Regions from separate parts of the Homo sapiens genome. Here region 2 is linked to region 1. A link is an interaction called in ENCODE POLR2A ChIA-PET data of the cell type or tissue named here. Cell type or tissue: PC-9. All regions are shown on one strand. Region 1 overlaps P3R3URF-PIK3R3 (P3R3URF-PIK3R3 readthrough). Region 2 overlaps TMEM69 (transmembrane protein 69).

The links. ChIA-PET counts read pairs that join two places held together with the same protein. Peaks named below come from ENCODE experiments on the same cell type or tissue, not always from the same donor. Only the 100,000 strongest peaks of a DNase experiment are listed, where the experiment ranks them.
Region 2: POLR2A ChIA-PET joins it to region 1 with 9 read pairs; 2 of 35 experiments call an interaction of 5 or more read pairs at or near these places.

What each region holds. Positions count from the first base shown.
Region 1 is chr1:46,052,999-46,056,998 of GRCh38, forward strand. It overlaps P3R3URF-PIK3R3 (P3R3URF-PIK3R3 readthrough), which reads right to left. Exons shown (of 10, transcript NM_001303427.2): 7 at 2,797-2,973. PIK3R3 (phosphoinositide-3-kinase regulatory subunit 3) reads right to left here. Exons shown (of 10, transcript NM_003629.4): 7 at 2,797-2,973. It overlaps LOC124904171 (a long non-coding RNA gene), which reads left to right. Exons shown (of 3, transcript XR_007066061.1): 2 at 7-149; 3 at 822-931. Among named protein-coding and RNA genes, the nearest start is that of PIK3R3, 78 kb to the right of the region's middle. In PC-9, no CTCF peak of the experiment used is centred here; no DNase peak of the experiment used is centred here; H3K27ac peaks cover 481 bases.
Region 2 is chr1:45,693,468-45,697,467 of GRCh38, forward strand. It overlaps TMEM69 (transmembrane protein 69), which reads left to right. Exons shown (of 3, transcript NM_016486.4): 3 at 1-969. The coding sequence ends at 438. It also overlaps a transcript of IPP not described here. Among named protein-coding and RNA genes, the nearest start is that of TMEM69, 7.3 kb to the left of the region's middle. In PC-9, no CTCF peak of the experiment used is centred here; no DNase peak of the experiment used is centred here.

The sequences.
Region 1 (4,000 bases):
TACCAGTCTTCTTCAGGACCGACTATACAAATTCCAGCATTAGAATAGATCAAATCCACCAAGCCCAGAGACAATTCTCTGTTAGAAACATCAAAGCATGGACCATGGGACACTGAACTATTCTCCTGGAAGCAGCCCTTCCAAAAGAGGTAATGGCTGTCTGTGTCTCCCTACACTTCTGAGTTGTCCTTACTTGTAGGTTATGAATTTGTCATCCATGATGTTATCTAAACTCTTATATTTGTTGTTGTTGTTGTGGTGTCACTGTTTTGTTTTCTGTGGTTTTTTTTGGTGTGTATGGTTTTTGTTGTCTTTTTTTGCTGTTGTTTTCTTTCTGTCTTCTGTATTTAGTTTATACAACCCATTAAAGAAACTTCCAAGGTCTGGTTTGCCACATGCTATATAGTCTGAATGTTAGTATCTTCCCAAAATTCATAGGTTGAAAATCTAACACTCAAGGTGACGGTATTAGGAGGTGAGGACTTTGGGAGGTGATTAGGTCATAAAGGCAGAGCCCTCATGAATGGAATTAGTGCCCTTATAAAAGAGGCCTGATAGAGACCCCCTAGCTCCTTCTACCAGGACATAGGTAGAAGGTGCCATCTATGAACCAGAAAGCAGATCCTCACCCCTCACCAGACACCAAATCTGCCAGTGCCTTGAGTTCGGACTTCCTAGCCTCTAGAACTGTGAGAAATTTCTGGTATTTACAAACTACCCAATTTATGATTTTTTTTATAGCAGCCTAAACAGACTAAGACACCACACTTATTCACGCCCCTTGGGATGGTATATTCCTTGTATTTCTTATTGCTTTTCAGGGCAAAGAAGGACTTCCATTCATTGTTTTGGTGTATAGCATAGCCTTTTTGAGCCTTTCTTCAGCTTCATGATGTGACCAGAACCACGTGAGCATTCCAAGAGCAGACACACCCCATTTACAGATAAGAGCACCCTCCTTGCCTTGTTTACAAAGCTCTTCAGTATGCTATATACACTTGGCTTGACTTTTGGCCACAATAGCAAACTAAAATGATCTCTTGAGAGAGCTGGTATTAAAAACTACTCAGCATGGTGTAGTTGTAATTGTTTACCCCAAGAAATATCACCTTAGGCTGGGTACAGTAGCTCATGCCTATAATCCCAGTACTTTAGGAGGCCAAGGTGGGTACATCACCTAAGGTCTGGAGCTTAAGACCAGCTTGGTCAACATGGTGAAACCCCATCTCTACTAAAAATACAAAAATTAGCTGGGCATGGTGGTGCATGCCTGTATTCCCAGCTACTCGGAAGGCTGATGTAGGATAATCACTTGAACCCAGGAGGTGGAGGTTGCAGTGGGAGCTGAGATTGTGCCATTGCACTCCAGCCTGGGTGACACAGTGAGACTCCGCCTCACAAAAAAAAAAAAAAAAAAAAAAAATCACCTTAAATCTTCCTCTACTGAAACTCTTCTGCCACAGTTCCAATCTCTAGGTGTATATTTCATCCTCTCCCTCTTTCTCACACAAAGAACCCTGAAGTCTATGGAAAACCCAGATTCAGAGGTCTCTGCTCTGTCTTCTCCTGCCAGTAGTTTGAATTGAGTGGTGTTACATGCATCAAGGTCACCCATAGATGCATTTCAAAACAGTCTATTCGTTACCCAGAACTAAGCCCAATATCCAGGATCTTCCTTTCTCATGCATTCTGTCCTATGAAGCAGTTATTTATGTTTCTAAAAATATAATTCACACATTTTATTCTGATACTATCTTTCCATTTATATTTGTATATTATCTCTATTATGCCTATATTTGGCTAAATTATATAGTTTTCCCTCATACTAAAGAATTAGGTTTCACTACTCAAATTACCTCAAGTGCCTTCTATAGATACATTTCTGTTATTTAAATAAAGAATGTCATTTTGTTTTTGTTGTTGTTTTTGAGACTCACTCTGTTGCCCAGGCTGGAGTGCAGTGGCACGATCTCGGCTCACTGCAACCTCTGCCTCCCAGGTTCAAGCGATTCTCCTACCTCAGCCTCCCAAGTAGCTGGGATTACAGGCGCCCACCACTATGCCCAGCTAATTTTTTGTATTTTTAGTACAGACAGGGTTTCACCATCTTTTTTTTTTTTTTTTTCCCAGATGGAGTCTCACTCTGTCACCCAGGCATGGAGTGCAGTGGCGTGATCTCGGCTCACTGCAACCTCCGCCTCCAGGGTTCAAGTGATTCTCCTGCCTCAGCCTCCTGAGTAGCTGGGATTACAAGAATGTGCCACCACGCCCAGCTAATTTTGTATTTTTAGTAGAAACGGAGTTTCACTATGTTGGCCAGGCTGGTGTCTCGAACTCCGGACCTCAGATGATCTGCCTACCTCGGCCTCCCAAAGTGCTGGGGTTACAGGCGTAAGCCACAGTGCCCAGCCTAGAACCTACTTCCCCTCAGAGGAAATAGAAATTCCCCACTCAGTTCTAGTATGTAAACAAAGATTCTGATTTTTATGTTTTAGGCAAACATTAATCTGTTCTTGTTAAGATATAGCATTTTACTCATGCCACAGCCAGCCTCTGAGATTTCCAAGGCATTTGTATGGATCAAGAGTCCTACATTCTGGTTTGCTCCACATATTAACTTCAGATTAACTCTGGTACCCCCTACAACTACCAAGGACACTTTCCTAAATTCTTACCATCTTACTGGCCAATTCTCAATTACAAATCTCTAATCTCTTCTTCCACCTCTAGTGTCTCTAGTGCTGGTAGTAACCTGGCACTAACGTCTCCCTCCCCATACACTCCCAGACTACTTACACAAGGTGTTGATCTCGGATCTTTCGCAGCTGGATCAGGTCAGGTTTGATGCTATTCATTTTTTTATCTATTTCTCGGTTGTCCAAAGCTTGATTCTTCAAATCCTGCTCTAGACGCATTTTGCTATCATGAATCTCACCCAGACGTGATTTCAATTTATCATAATTCATCATAATTCTGTAAAAATATTTGACATGTTAAGGCTAAAATAGAAATCAAGCAGACAGATCCTACTGGGTGAGCACGGTCCTAATATCCTTTTTTTTTTTCCCTTGAGATTGAGTCTCGCTCTGTCACCCAGGCTGGAGTGTAGTGGCATGATCTCGGCTCACTGCAACCTCCGCCTCCCGGGTTCAAGCAATTCTCCTGCCTCAGCCTCCCCAGTAGCTGGGATTACAGGCGCATGCCACCACACCCGGCTAATTTTTGTATTTTTAGTAGAGATGGGGTTTTGCCATGTTGACCAGGCTGGTCTCAAACTTCTAACCTCAGGTGATCTGCCTGCCTCAGTCTCCCAAAGTACTGGGATTACAGGCGTGAGCCATTGCACCCAGTGAGGTCCTAATATCTTAAGCGTGGTGAACATTTGTTTTTGCCTGGCCCATATCCATTCCCATTTCTGGTATTAGCACCCTGATGTTCCCTGGAGGTAAGGATTCATTCCCCCGTCTCAGATCCAGGGATGGAAACACACATGGCCCAGACTGGCCAATAAGAATATTCCACTCTATCCCATCCCTACCCTCAGGCCACAGTGACGGTTCAGGAATAGGAATAAAACTCAAACTGACCCAATGAGAGTCAATTCTAGAACATTTGCTAGAACTGTATTGTTAAAATAAATTCTCTCTTTCCACACAAATTGCTAAATTATGAATATGCAGTTCTCATCCCAGCAGCTATACTGTCACTTCACCGGCAATGCCTGCCTGAGGATAAAATCAACCCAGAGAAAAACTGAGCCAAAATACAACATGAGAGAGAATCCCAATAACCTTGTTTGGGCCCTGAATCCAGCAATGACTGAACAAGTAAAGCTATACATTTGATATTCCAGAGGTAGCATAACACAACAGTTAAGAACAATGGTTTTGCAATTAGCCTACCTACATCTGAATCTCTGCTGTCACTTGCTGTGGGGCCATGGGCAAGTTATTTAACTTCTCAGTGCCTTCATTTCCTCATCTGTTTAAAATGGTGATAT
Region 2 (4,000 bases), 360 kb before region 1:
GCAGGACTAATCCCCTTCGTTGCTCCACCACTGGTCATGCTGATGACAAAAACTTATATTCCCATATTAGCTTTTACTCAGATGGCTTATGGAGCCAGTTTCCTATCTTTCTTGGGTGGGATCAGATGGGGTTTTGCTCTACCAGAAGGTAGTCCAGCCAAACCAGACTACCTTAATTTAGCTAGCAGTGCAGCTCCTCTTTTCTTTTCATGGTTTGCCTTCCTTATTTCTGAAAGACTTAGTGAAGCCATAGTCACAGTAATAATGGGTATGGGAGTAGCATTCCACCTTGAACTTTTTCTCTTACCACATTATCCCAACTGGTTTAAAGCCCTGAGGATAGTAGTCACTTTATTGGCCACTTTTTCATTTATAATCACTTTAGTAGTTAAAAGTAGTTTTCCAGAAAAAGGACATAAGAGACCTGGTCAAGTATAAAAAATATAAAAGTCTGGGAAGTGAGGAGCACCTCTGCCCAGCTGCTGCCCCGTCTGGGAAGTGAGGAGCGCCTCTGCCTGGCCGCCTGACCATCTGGGAAGTGTGACAAGCGCCTCTGCCCGGCCGCTGTGCAACCTTCCACGTGTGAAGTGACAGCCTTGTGTGTGATCTTTTCTGTCTTCCCCAAGTTTGCATTTTCGACATTAAAGTTTACTTTTTAGTTAAAAGTTTTAAAAATATATATATATAAATACACTGTAGATAACATTTGTATGCCAGCTACACCTTTTTCTACTTCTGTTTGGCTTTTTTTCCCCACACCAATGGTAATTTATCTTCACAGATTGTTCTTCATTTCTAGAAATTGTTACTTCATGGTAATTACTTGAGCAAAAGCTTGAAAATCCCTGACAAGTACTTTTCATCTCATAGTATATTAGTTTTCACTCAGTCATTTTATGAATAATATAGTTATCCACTTAAACATTTCAATATTTTAACCATCTTGAAAATTAAAGATTAAAAATCCCCTTTGTTAGAGTCTTGTGATCATTGAAAAGAATGCACATATTCTCCCACTTCAAGCGGAAAACCTCGTATCTGTGAGTATCTGAAAAGAAAAGGTAGTTCCATTGAGTTTTCACAGGAGTTACCACTGGGAAAGGCATGTCCAAACTTATTTCACATGGTATAACCCAATTATATGAGCTAAAAGGATCTATGGCTCTAAAGTCAGTAGGGAGCAGTGTCATGAGGGAAAGCCACATTCAAAGGTAAGTTGGACATGTTTTCCAGTTTTTATTAGGATATTTGGCATGGTACAGATAACAACTTGTCCCTTACCACCAAACACATAATAGCTGGTCAAAATGATTATTTTCAAAGGAAACTATTTAAAATAAAGCCACTAGTACATATAAATTAGGAAAGAAAAGTCAAGCTGGAGCCATCTTGATATTCTAATGAGCAGGCCTATCTAGTTCTACATCTTTTTTTTTGAGATGGAGTTTCATTCTGTCGCCTAGGCTGGAGTGCAGTGGCACGATCTTGGCTCACCGCAACCTCCACCTCCCGAGTTCAAGCGATTCTCCTGCCTCAGCATCTCTAGAGTAGCTGGGATTATAGGCACGTGCCACCATGCCCAACTAATTTTTTGGTGTGTATTTTTAGTAGAGGTGGCATTTCACCATGTTGGACAGGCTGGTCTAGTTCTACATCTTTTAAATCACAGAGAAGCTTTTAGCTTTGGTGTGTTTTTGTTTTTGTTTTGTTTTGTTTAAACGCAGGGTCTCACTCTTGCTCAGGCCAGAGTGTAGTGGTGTGGTCATGGCTCACTGCAGCCTCGACCTCCTGGGCTCAAGCAATTCTCCCACCTCAGCCTCCTGAGTAGCTGGGACTACAGTTGTGCACCACTATGCCAAGCTAATTTTTTAATTTTTTGTAGAGACAGGGTCTCCCTATGTTGCCCAGGCTGGTCTTGAACTGAGCTCAAGCAATCCTCCTGCCTAGGCTCCCAAAGTGTTAGGATTGCAGGCGTGAGCCACTGCACCCAGTGCAGAAGCTTTCTTAAAACAGCAAAAGCAACACCTTAGATTTTCACTTGAAAACGTAGTCTCTAATCACTCTACTTAAGGTGGAGAAAAAAAGAATTAACAGAAAACCTAGTTTTCTGAAATTCCTAGTCTCACCAAAAAGGAAAAACATTAAAAATGGTCTAAGGATTAAAAATGGTCTAAGGATATAGATCAGGATATAGTATAACCTGGAATTTTTTTTTTTTTTAGATGGAGTTTCACTCTTGTTGCCCAGGCTGGAGTGCAATGGCGCTATCTCGGCTCACCGCAACCTCCGCCTCCCGTGTTGAAGCGATTCTCCTGCCTCAGCCTCCCGAGTACCTGGGATTACAGGCATGCGCCACCATGCCCAGCTAATTTTGTATTTTTAGTAGAGACAGGGTTTCTCCATGTTGGTCAGGCTGGTCTCAAACTCCCAACTTCAGGTGACCCACCCACCTTGGCCTCCCAAAATTCTGGGATTACAGACATGAGCCACCGTGCCCGGCCTGTATATTTTTTAGAGATGATGTTTCCACTCAGTCTCAATCTGATTCTACTCAGATTGTTTTGATAAGGAAACTCACTTCTTTGTTATTAAATTGCATGAATGCTATACAAATTTAAGACTTTTCCATAATCTGAATTAAATGAATTATTTTCCAGAATAGAGGCAAATCATATTTTTAGGCTAATTGCCTAATTTTACTTAAAAATGCTATTTTTCCAGGTGAATTACAGTGTATGCTTCTTTAAGAAAACTGATTTTTAAGTACATTTGATTAAGTACATTGGCAGGATACTTAGAAGCATATCGGATTGTTAAACATTTTGGAGGTAGATCACTTTAATCATTTCTCAAAAAACAGAATTAAATGTAAAATGAAATGTGCAAGTCCTTAAAGTTAAAACAAAACCAACTAAAAAACTTGTGCAATCCTACTACAGTTTGGTAACCCAGAATGCCACTGATAAAGTAATACAAAGAAACAAAAAAACTAGATACTTTATTAGTACATTCTTTTAAAAACAATCTTGTTAGCCTGGTGAGGTGGCTCATGCCTGTAATCCCAGCACTTTGGGAGGCCAAGGCAGGCAGATCACCTGAGGTCGGGAGTTCGAGTCAAGCGTGACCAAGATGGAGAAACCCCACCTCTACAAAAAATACAAAATTAGCTGGGCCTCGTGGTTCATGCCTGCAATCCCAGCTACTCAGGAGACTGAGGCGGGAGAATCGCTTGAACCCGGGCGGCAAAGGTTGCGGTGAGCCAAGATCATGCTATTGCACTCCAGTCTGGGCAACAAGAGCGAAACTCCATCTCAAAACAAAAACAAAAACAAAACCAATCTTGTCATTACCTAGGAATAATAAGCATATTTACAGTCACCTATTTTCAGGGATCTTCGGGACCTGTTAAAACACTGACTGCCTTGACATTACATTTCTGCCACAGCTGTGCAAAGCACACCCCTTCAAAGTGTCATTTTCAGTTGCTACTAGACAATGAGAAATTAGTTGTAGAAGTATTTTGTAAATCTGTTTTGAATCAGAATACAGATTCTCTGTAACTAGAAATAGTAAAGGCACATGAGTTATAGCTTAGTCTATAAATTATCTTTATTCTTTGACATCTTACAGATCTCTACACAGACATCTGTGACCCTTCAGACGTTCAGGATGCCCCAGAGAAGGGAACATAGAGCTTCCTGTCTGCATTACATAAACTTTTCCTAATAAATGCATATGGTTAAGTTATAAGGAAGGTATAGTTGTAGACTAAACCAAATATTTTTTGTTTTATTTTTTTTTGAGACAAAGTCTTGCTCTATGGCCCAGGCTAGAACACAGTGGTATGATCTCAGCTCACTACAACCTCCACCTCCTGGATTCAAGTGATTCTCCTGCCTCAGCCTCCTCAGCAGCTGGGATTACAGGCATGTACCACCACCTGCTGCCAATTTTTTGTATTTTTAGTAGAGACGGGGTTTCACCATGTTGGCAAGACTGG